Linked DNA regions of Mus musculus: region 1 is linked to region 2. A link is a contact called in ENCODE Hi-C or POLR2A ChIA-PET data. All regions are on one chromosome and are shown on one strand. The core of a region is the stretch at or near the end of the contact, and the rest is flanking DNA. Distances in the headings are between cores, read along the strand shown.

What was found. A loop is a pair of places that touch in the nucleus more often than their neighbours do. ChIA-PET counts read pairs that join two places held with the same protein, here RNA polymerase II (POLR2A).
Region 1: a map of left cerebral cortex shows a loop between it and region 2 (7-fold over the local background). The contact joins the enhancer-like site here to the promoter of Fam53b in region 2. A Hi-C loop is called at or near these places in 18 of 37 maps with a recorded cell type or tissue (CH12.LX, T-helper 1 cell, T-helper 17 cell and 7 more). POLR2A ChIA-PET finds 5 or more read pairs at or near these places in 4 of 5 experiments (Patski and embryonic stem cell).

What each region holds. Positions count from the first base shown.
Region 1 is chr7:132,764,729-132,768,219 of GRCm38, forward strand. The region is part of intron 3 of Fam53b (family with sequence similarity 53, member B); the gene reads right to left. Among named protein-coding and RNA genes, the nearest start is that of Fam53b, 47 kb to the right of the region's middle. Within about 2 kb of position 1,908, at least 1 of the 3 ENCODE cell types and tissues checked has a DNase peak (open chromatin) inside an H3K27ac peak, as active enhancers do; it is heart, where a contact is called at or near this core.
Region 2 is chr7:132,812,436-132,815,977 of GRCm38, forward strand. Fam53b (family with sequence similarity 53, member B) reads right to left here and starts at 1,413. Exons shown (of 5, transcript NM_001381858.1): 1 at 1,146-1,413.

The DNA.
Region 1 (3,491 bases), core at 658-3,157, 47 kb before region 2:
ATGTGTGAACAAATATGTGTGTGTGTGTGTGGGGGGGGTCAGCACATCACTTTACCTATGGATAGGAGGATGAACCACACAGGCATAAATATACCATGGGCCCAGCTCTCCCACAAGTGAACCACATGATCAAAATCCCTTCCAAAGCTGAGGCTCAAGGACTGAGCCTTAAGTTTCTGACCATCTACTCTTTGAGAGAAAGAGACACGTACAGCAGATTAACATTTTATAGGAGCCAGTCCTGCTGCCCTGACCACAGAGAGGAGAGGCTGCTGGGTATGCAGATTTTGAGTTTTAAGAACGAAAAGCACTTGGAGGAACACAAATAGAATTTGACCTCAAATGTTCTTGTTTCCATTTCTGCACTTAGACTGGGAAATTCCCAGGGGCCCAGATTCTTGAGGGACTATAAGACTTCTTATGTTCAAAAGATAGAGGAGTTTTACAGCCCTGGAGATCTCAGTGCTGTGTTTTTGATATTCTTTTAAAGTGGTATACAGTCATAACACAATGAGGTCTCTAGATAAGTAGTTACATACAGACTCAAGAGATCTGATTCTTGCAGCCTTCAAAACCCCAGGAAGCAAAGCCACCAGCCAGCCCTGTGGCTGACTCACTCCTGGATTTCGTACCTGTCTACTTGTGCTGACAGTGAGGTGCAGTTATGTATTGGCTCCCCCACCCCAAGGCTGTGGTGTGCTAACTTGGCCCCAGGGCTGCAAAGACCGTCTGTTTTGGGCAGAAGCTCACCAGCCCTTTAAGTGTGAGACTAAAGGCAGCTTTGCTAAACTGATCTGTTGACAAGAACATCAATGGGCAAGCTAGGCAATAACTTGAGCCTTCCCCCAAGGTCTTACCTGGTTAGTTGGTTATTTGATTTAAAAAAAAAAAAAAAAAACCAGAGCGCTCAGGCTGACTTGAAACTCACTATGAAACCCAGCCTGGATTTGAACTTGCTGTAATCCTCCTCTCTGAGCCTCTCAGATGATGGGATTACAGTCATCACATTTGGCTCTCTCATCTGCTTTTAATGAAGTGTAGATAGAAGCTGTCACCAGAATGGAAACTTACTAGAAGCTGAGTCAGGAAAACAGGCTCCTAGGCTTCTCCACTTTAGCCTTTGGCCCTGCCATGTCTTAAGGACAGTCATACAAAACACCAAGTTCATTTCACACAGACAAGAGGGTTAGGAGGGCTGACGGTAGATACTCCACTCAGTCTGATCTGCAAAAACAGGAAGGCTGACCTGCTAGGCTCTAAAAGAAGGGACAAAGATAAGGGTGTAATGGCTACCAGGGCCTTTGCCTCATTAGTAGGGCGGGGACTGCAAATAGCAGCTTGCAGCTTTCACTGCTTTTGGCAAGCCTATAGTCTTGAAAAAAAAAAAAAAAAAGAGGGCAGGGGCTGGTGGGACCACTAAGATTTTAAAACTGCACTGCCCTGAACATTGAAGGCACAGGCCTCTGTTTCTTCATTTGTACAAGGTGCTGTGTCAACCTTGACAAGAGCCTTCAGCTCTACCCCCAAGATCCCAGGAGTACGTACAAATGTCAGGGAAACTAGTATTCTCCATAGCAGCAAAGTTCCAAAGGGCTGGAAAGGCCAGTTTGGCTATTTTTTGATCCCCTCATGTTTGGGGCACATGGAGAGCACATGAGACAGACAGATCTCTAAACTACACACACACACACACCAAGGTTAGCTGCGTTTGTATTAGATAAGGGGACTGAAAGCGAGGACAGCCCTTTAGAAAGCTGTCAATAGATGTGTTACCTCCACACTGGGGGCCCTGTTGAAGCTGAGAGAACATGAGCATGCTCTCTAAGCAACTGTTTACATCCTGGGCCGTCACAGCATCCCTGCCCACTGGTGAAACTGGGCTTCAGAGCAGTGCCATGTGTCCTCGGGGCACACCCAGTTGGCAAACAGCAGACATGAGCATGCTCTGCGGCCCTACAGCCATACTCTTGCGACTAGGACAGGATGTTCCCGACTTGCTCACTGCCTATCCTTCTCCACTGAGAGGCCGACACCCAAAGATAGTGCAGTAGCCATCTCCTGGCCTACAGCACCATGGCAGCCCGCTCCCGCTCCCTCACCTTTGTGAGAGGGCAGCCCAGGAGGCTCACAGACAGCTGTCCTGGGCCAACTCCACTCCTTCCATTCTGTACTTCACTCCACACACACTGTCTGGAACCAATAAAAGGGACATGAACTGAAAAGCATCCTGTGTGGATTTCAAAAATCGCATACATATGTAACCACAACAAGGATCAATTCAAACTGTAAAGAGTTTTTTTTTTTTTTTAAGCAGACACATGTACTTGTATGTGGATGTATTTTTCACTGGAAACAAATCACATACTAGCCTGTATTAGTCCATAAGCAATTTCTTCTAGGAGGTCCTGGCTCAGGGATCACAATCACACATAAACCCCCGGCTGTGTAATGCCGGGATTGCTGGTGGTGGTTTTAATGTTGTTTTGGTCATCTGACCACAATGGAAACTGTCTAGCCCCGAATGCCAGCTTCTCCACACAGGTACAAGCACAGGCCATTTTCAGTGATCAACTGAGGTTGAGTTAAGAACCCAAAGCCTGCTGAATCTCAACGTGAAATCTCTTAGCCCTGTGCAGCTCAACACAGCCAACTGTTTTCCTGAGGAACTCCATTCAGAGAGTGCCCCGGGGAACAACCCTTTTATGTACAGAGTAGACGTTAACAGCCGAGTAATTAAACACTGAAAGTGGGGCTTATAATTAAAATGCTGACAAACCTGAAGCCGAGCGCACAAGTCAGCCGCTCTAATGTTTTTACAATTCCTTTTTATACATAATGTATGATCCTTCTGCTCAAGTTTCCTCTATGTTCCTTGTCTGTGAAATAATTTACATTAATAAATAATTTATTACCATAACTCCTGAAGTAATTATGGGTTTTCATCCCTTTTTTTTTCTTTTTAAAGCATATGAATTGTTTTGTTCCCTGTCCACTGGCGTGTATTTACACGATTCTTCCTAGTGGCCTTTTGGGAATAACTGGTGTTGCTCTCACTTTCTCACATTTTATGTGATTTCTAATCTCCTGGCCTGAGTGGTGAGAAAGACGGAATGTGTGGTGTCTACAATCCTGATGAAATAGGGCTCATTTAACGGCTGCAATTAGCCAAAGGTAATGAGTGGGCCTGTATTCACCCCAGTTGCCCTGTTTTATCAGAAAGAAAGAAAAAGAAAGAAAGAAAGAGGAAGAGGAGGAGGAGGAAGAGGAGGAAGAAGATGGTGGCAGCAGCACATGTAACCACAAGCAAGCATGAAGCAAGCATCTCTTAGAGGGTCCCAGGCTCAGGCTGGATGTCACATGCAGCCCCTGCTTCACTACACCCAGGAGGACAACCCTCCCACACTTCCTGAACACACCAGAGGTAGGTAGATGTAAGGAAGGGCGCTGCTCTCAGCCCAGATGGCAGGCTGGGAGCTGCCACTCAACTCGTC
Region 2 (3,542 bases), core at 163-2,662:
GGGCCAGGACCTGAATGCAACCCACGACGGGGGCCACTTTCCCAACACCAGAGTCCCAATTTTACCGTATGGAAAACTCAAGAGTGTGGCCTATAGGAGGCAGAATCCCATTCACCAAATGCTGCAAAGAGCTTTTCTTTGTTCGCCATGGTACTAAGTACAGTACGTGTTAACGAACCCGGCGGTCAGGAGCATCAGGGGGCGTCCAAAGGCGAGGGTCCAGAACAAGCCTGCCCACGCAATTCCAGGCCCTTGTCCCACTCACCCGCAAGCACTGTTCCCCTAGTCTGAGGGTAGAAGAGGAGCTTGTGTATGTGGGGGCGGGAGGGGGGGTCGAGAAAACACTTGGGTCAACTCAAATCACCCTCTTCGGATTCTGGGTTTCCAAGTCTCTTTGGTCCCGGTTCCACCAAGTGAAACCCCTAGCTGGCAACCTGACTCCCACCGGCTAGCAAACCAAGGATTGGCAGAAAGAAAAAAAAAAAAATGTGACTAGGCTAGTATCCTGTGACGGACGGCCCTCTTCGCCATGTGCAAAAACCACGCCGGCACAGGCGACCCCCCACTCCTCAAGCCCTGGCCTCGGCCACGCCGCCTGCTTCCCCCTCCCTAGGCAGAGCGCCCTCTCACCCCCATCGACACCGCGCGGGTCAGTCGTGTAGCCTTGGAGTCGTCCCTGCGCGCCCGCATCCCAGGGGTGGCGGGTGTAAACTTCCGTGAACAAAAGAGTTGTCTGCAAACGATGCGGAACTTCGGGGCTCAGCGCCTTCGCTGCTGCCACAAGCCAGGGCTCAAGTTGAGCCTCAAAGGAGGAGGCTGCTCGGGACGCAGCCGTCTCCGCGGCCGTCCGCTGGGTCGGCGGAGCGCAGACTTTTCGGCAGCGCTAGGTTTGCTCGTCCCCCGCCAGCGCGCTGACAAGTCTCACGCCTGCACCAGGGCGAGCAAGAGTCGGCGCCGGTAGAAACCACCGGATCCGCCGTATAACAAGGAGACAGGGAGAAAGAAAGCCAGCAGCATTAAGGAAGGAAAGAGCGAGCGCAGCGCACGCGAGCCCAACTTCCCCCGCCGCCGCCGCCGCCGGGGAGCTCGCACCGACCCCACTCCGGACCAGCCCCCTGGCGCGGTTGCCCGGCCGGGTCGCTTACTGTGCGCGCCGGACGCGGGCCGTCACTGCAAGCGCTCGCCAAGTCGTCCGGGCTGCACGCCCGCGTCCGCCGTGCGCACGCTCTCCGGCCGGCGCCGAGCGCTTTGTACCGAGCGACTCCCGGGGAGGAGGAAATCGACTTGTCACTTCCTGAACTGTTTGCAACTCGTCCCTTTAACCGACCTCGGCCAGGCCGCCAATGCCCACTGCTGCCGCCGGGCAGCTCGACCGCGGCTGCGTGAACTCGGTGGCGCTGTGCGGGCGGCGTCGCGGCCGGGGCGCCCGGCGTGCCGCTACGAGGTGCAGTGCGCGCAGCCGCCGGTGGGCGGGGAGAGGGGGGGGGGTCCACGGCGCGCCTCCGTCAGTGTGGCCGGGTGTCCAGTGAACCCGCACCACGCACCTCTCACGCCTGGATGCCGGGGCTCAGGGAAGTAGCACCGCACAAGTCAGGATTGAAACTCAGGCCTCGTGGGCTTCAGATGGCCAGCTTCCGGGTTTGGCTTAGCAGTTTAAAAGAATCTGTGGCGAACAAGACCGCAAAGGGAGGTGGCACGGACTCTGGTGCGGTCACACTTTAGGATAATAAAGCACTGTTCCTGACTCTGGGTGCAATCGAATTTGAGGAATTTGTACTTCAGATGCCACATCCAAAATACATGCAACTGGGGAAGGAAGGATTTGCGGTTGCTAAGCAGAGGCAGGGCATGTTTAGTTCTGTAACTTAGGATGTTGACTCAAGTGCAGGAATGTAACCCTGATAGAATAAGCAGAGTATTTTCATTGTGCAGCTCACCTGGGGGGGGAGGGGATAACGTTCCTTGTGAAATGAAGTCCTAGATTTCCCATCACTCCTTCCTGCTGATGTGTGTTATTAACCTTATCCAAAAAGATTTTTAAGAGTTTTTTTTAAGACTCTATGCCTGTTTTGCGTTCCCCTTTGCCAAAAAAACAAAACACCTCATTACTTTACATGGATTGTGTCTGCACCGTTTGAATGGTTCTATTCATAAATCAGGAAACTTTTTCTGTTGCTTCGAGGAACATTTAATTGGTTTTAATCCAATGTTGCAATCCTAGTATCAAACATAAATGAACAATTAACTTTTTGAGTTTGTGTGCACTTGGGAAACTATTAGATTTCATGGCTATTGCTGAAATATTTCAGTTTGTGACCACACTGGACCTATTCTTTTCAGAAAGGCATAAGCTAACATATTTCACACTAACTACAGCTCATTTCAGAGACTCTGCCATAAGATGAAGATGCTCATCAGAAGGAAGGATGTGTGTTCACCTCAGAGAGATGATTCGAACATAATCAAATCACTCTAAGAAGGCCAAGTGTGCTAATACACAGACTACAAAGATGCTAATATCCATAATACATTACTTCCTTTTAAGAAACATGTTAAGGGCTATGTTTTTTTTTTTTTTAAAGGAATAAGAACCACATGTTCTGTCAAAAGAAGGCAGGCACATGGGCAAAGCAGAGGCTACTATAATACACTTACGGTCACTTCCCAAAAGCCACCTGATCACAGCACTACCACCTTAGCCTCCAAGCTCTGTAAGAATAGAATTTAATGCACTTAGCTTTTTTTATTGGGAGGCCTAGAGTGACTCCTGCTGGCAAACATTCCATTTATCCCTGCAATTACTAGTTCATCAGGTCAACTTAAAAAAATCAAGATGCCAGGGGTCCTAAGCCTGGAAACAATTATCGCAGCCATTACTCTTGTTGCTTTCAGAACCATGTTAGTCTCATGAAATTCCACGGATGGGGGTCACGGGAGCTCCTCTGCGCCAACACCTCAGTTCCAACCCTAAACAGCCTGTTTTTCTGGTTCTTAGCCTTTCTTGACCTTGCCTAGGACTAAAATCCCTCCTTAAGGAGCTGGGTAACCAACGGAGTTGTCTAAGTCTGAATCTTCAAGACTAAAAAGACACACACACATTAAGGCTTTTGCCAGTCTTCCATACACGTCATCACATCTTGGTTTCTTAATGCTAAATGTGATGGCTCTTTATTATAAAAAGTCCTGTCCATTAGGTTGCTGTATTAAAGTTCTGTTTACTTCAGGACAGACACAAACCCAGTCAACTGCATGTAAGATTAGGTAAGCAGCAGCTGGGAAGAGGAAGCTCTGTCTAGTCTTTATTCGTGTCTAAATGGTCAACCAAATCAGAACCAGACGTAGAGTACAGCCAGACACCTAAACGCAAATTCACAGGCCAATTCAGAAATAAATCCACAGATCTAAAAAACGACCACCCGTAACTCTGCCATTATCTTCAATAAATACTAACCTGATTTAGAGCGTGCAACACCCCGGAAAGTATAAAATACAGGGATTACTTAGTCTCTTCCTCTAAGACCAATATGAGACACAGGGATAAA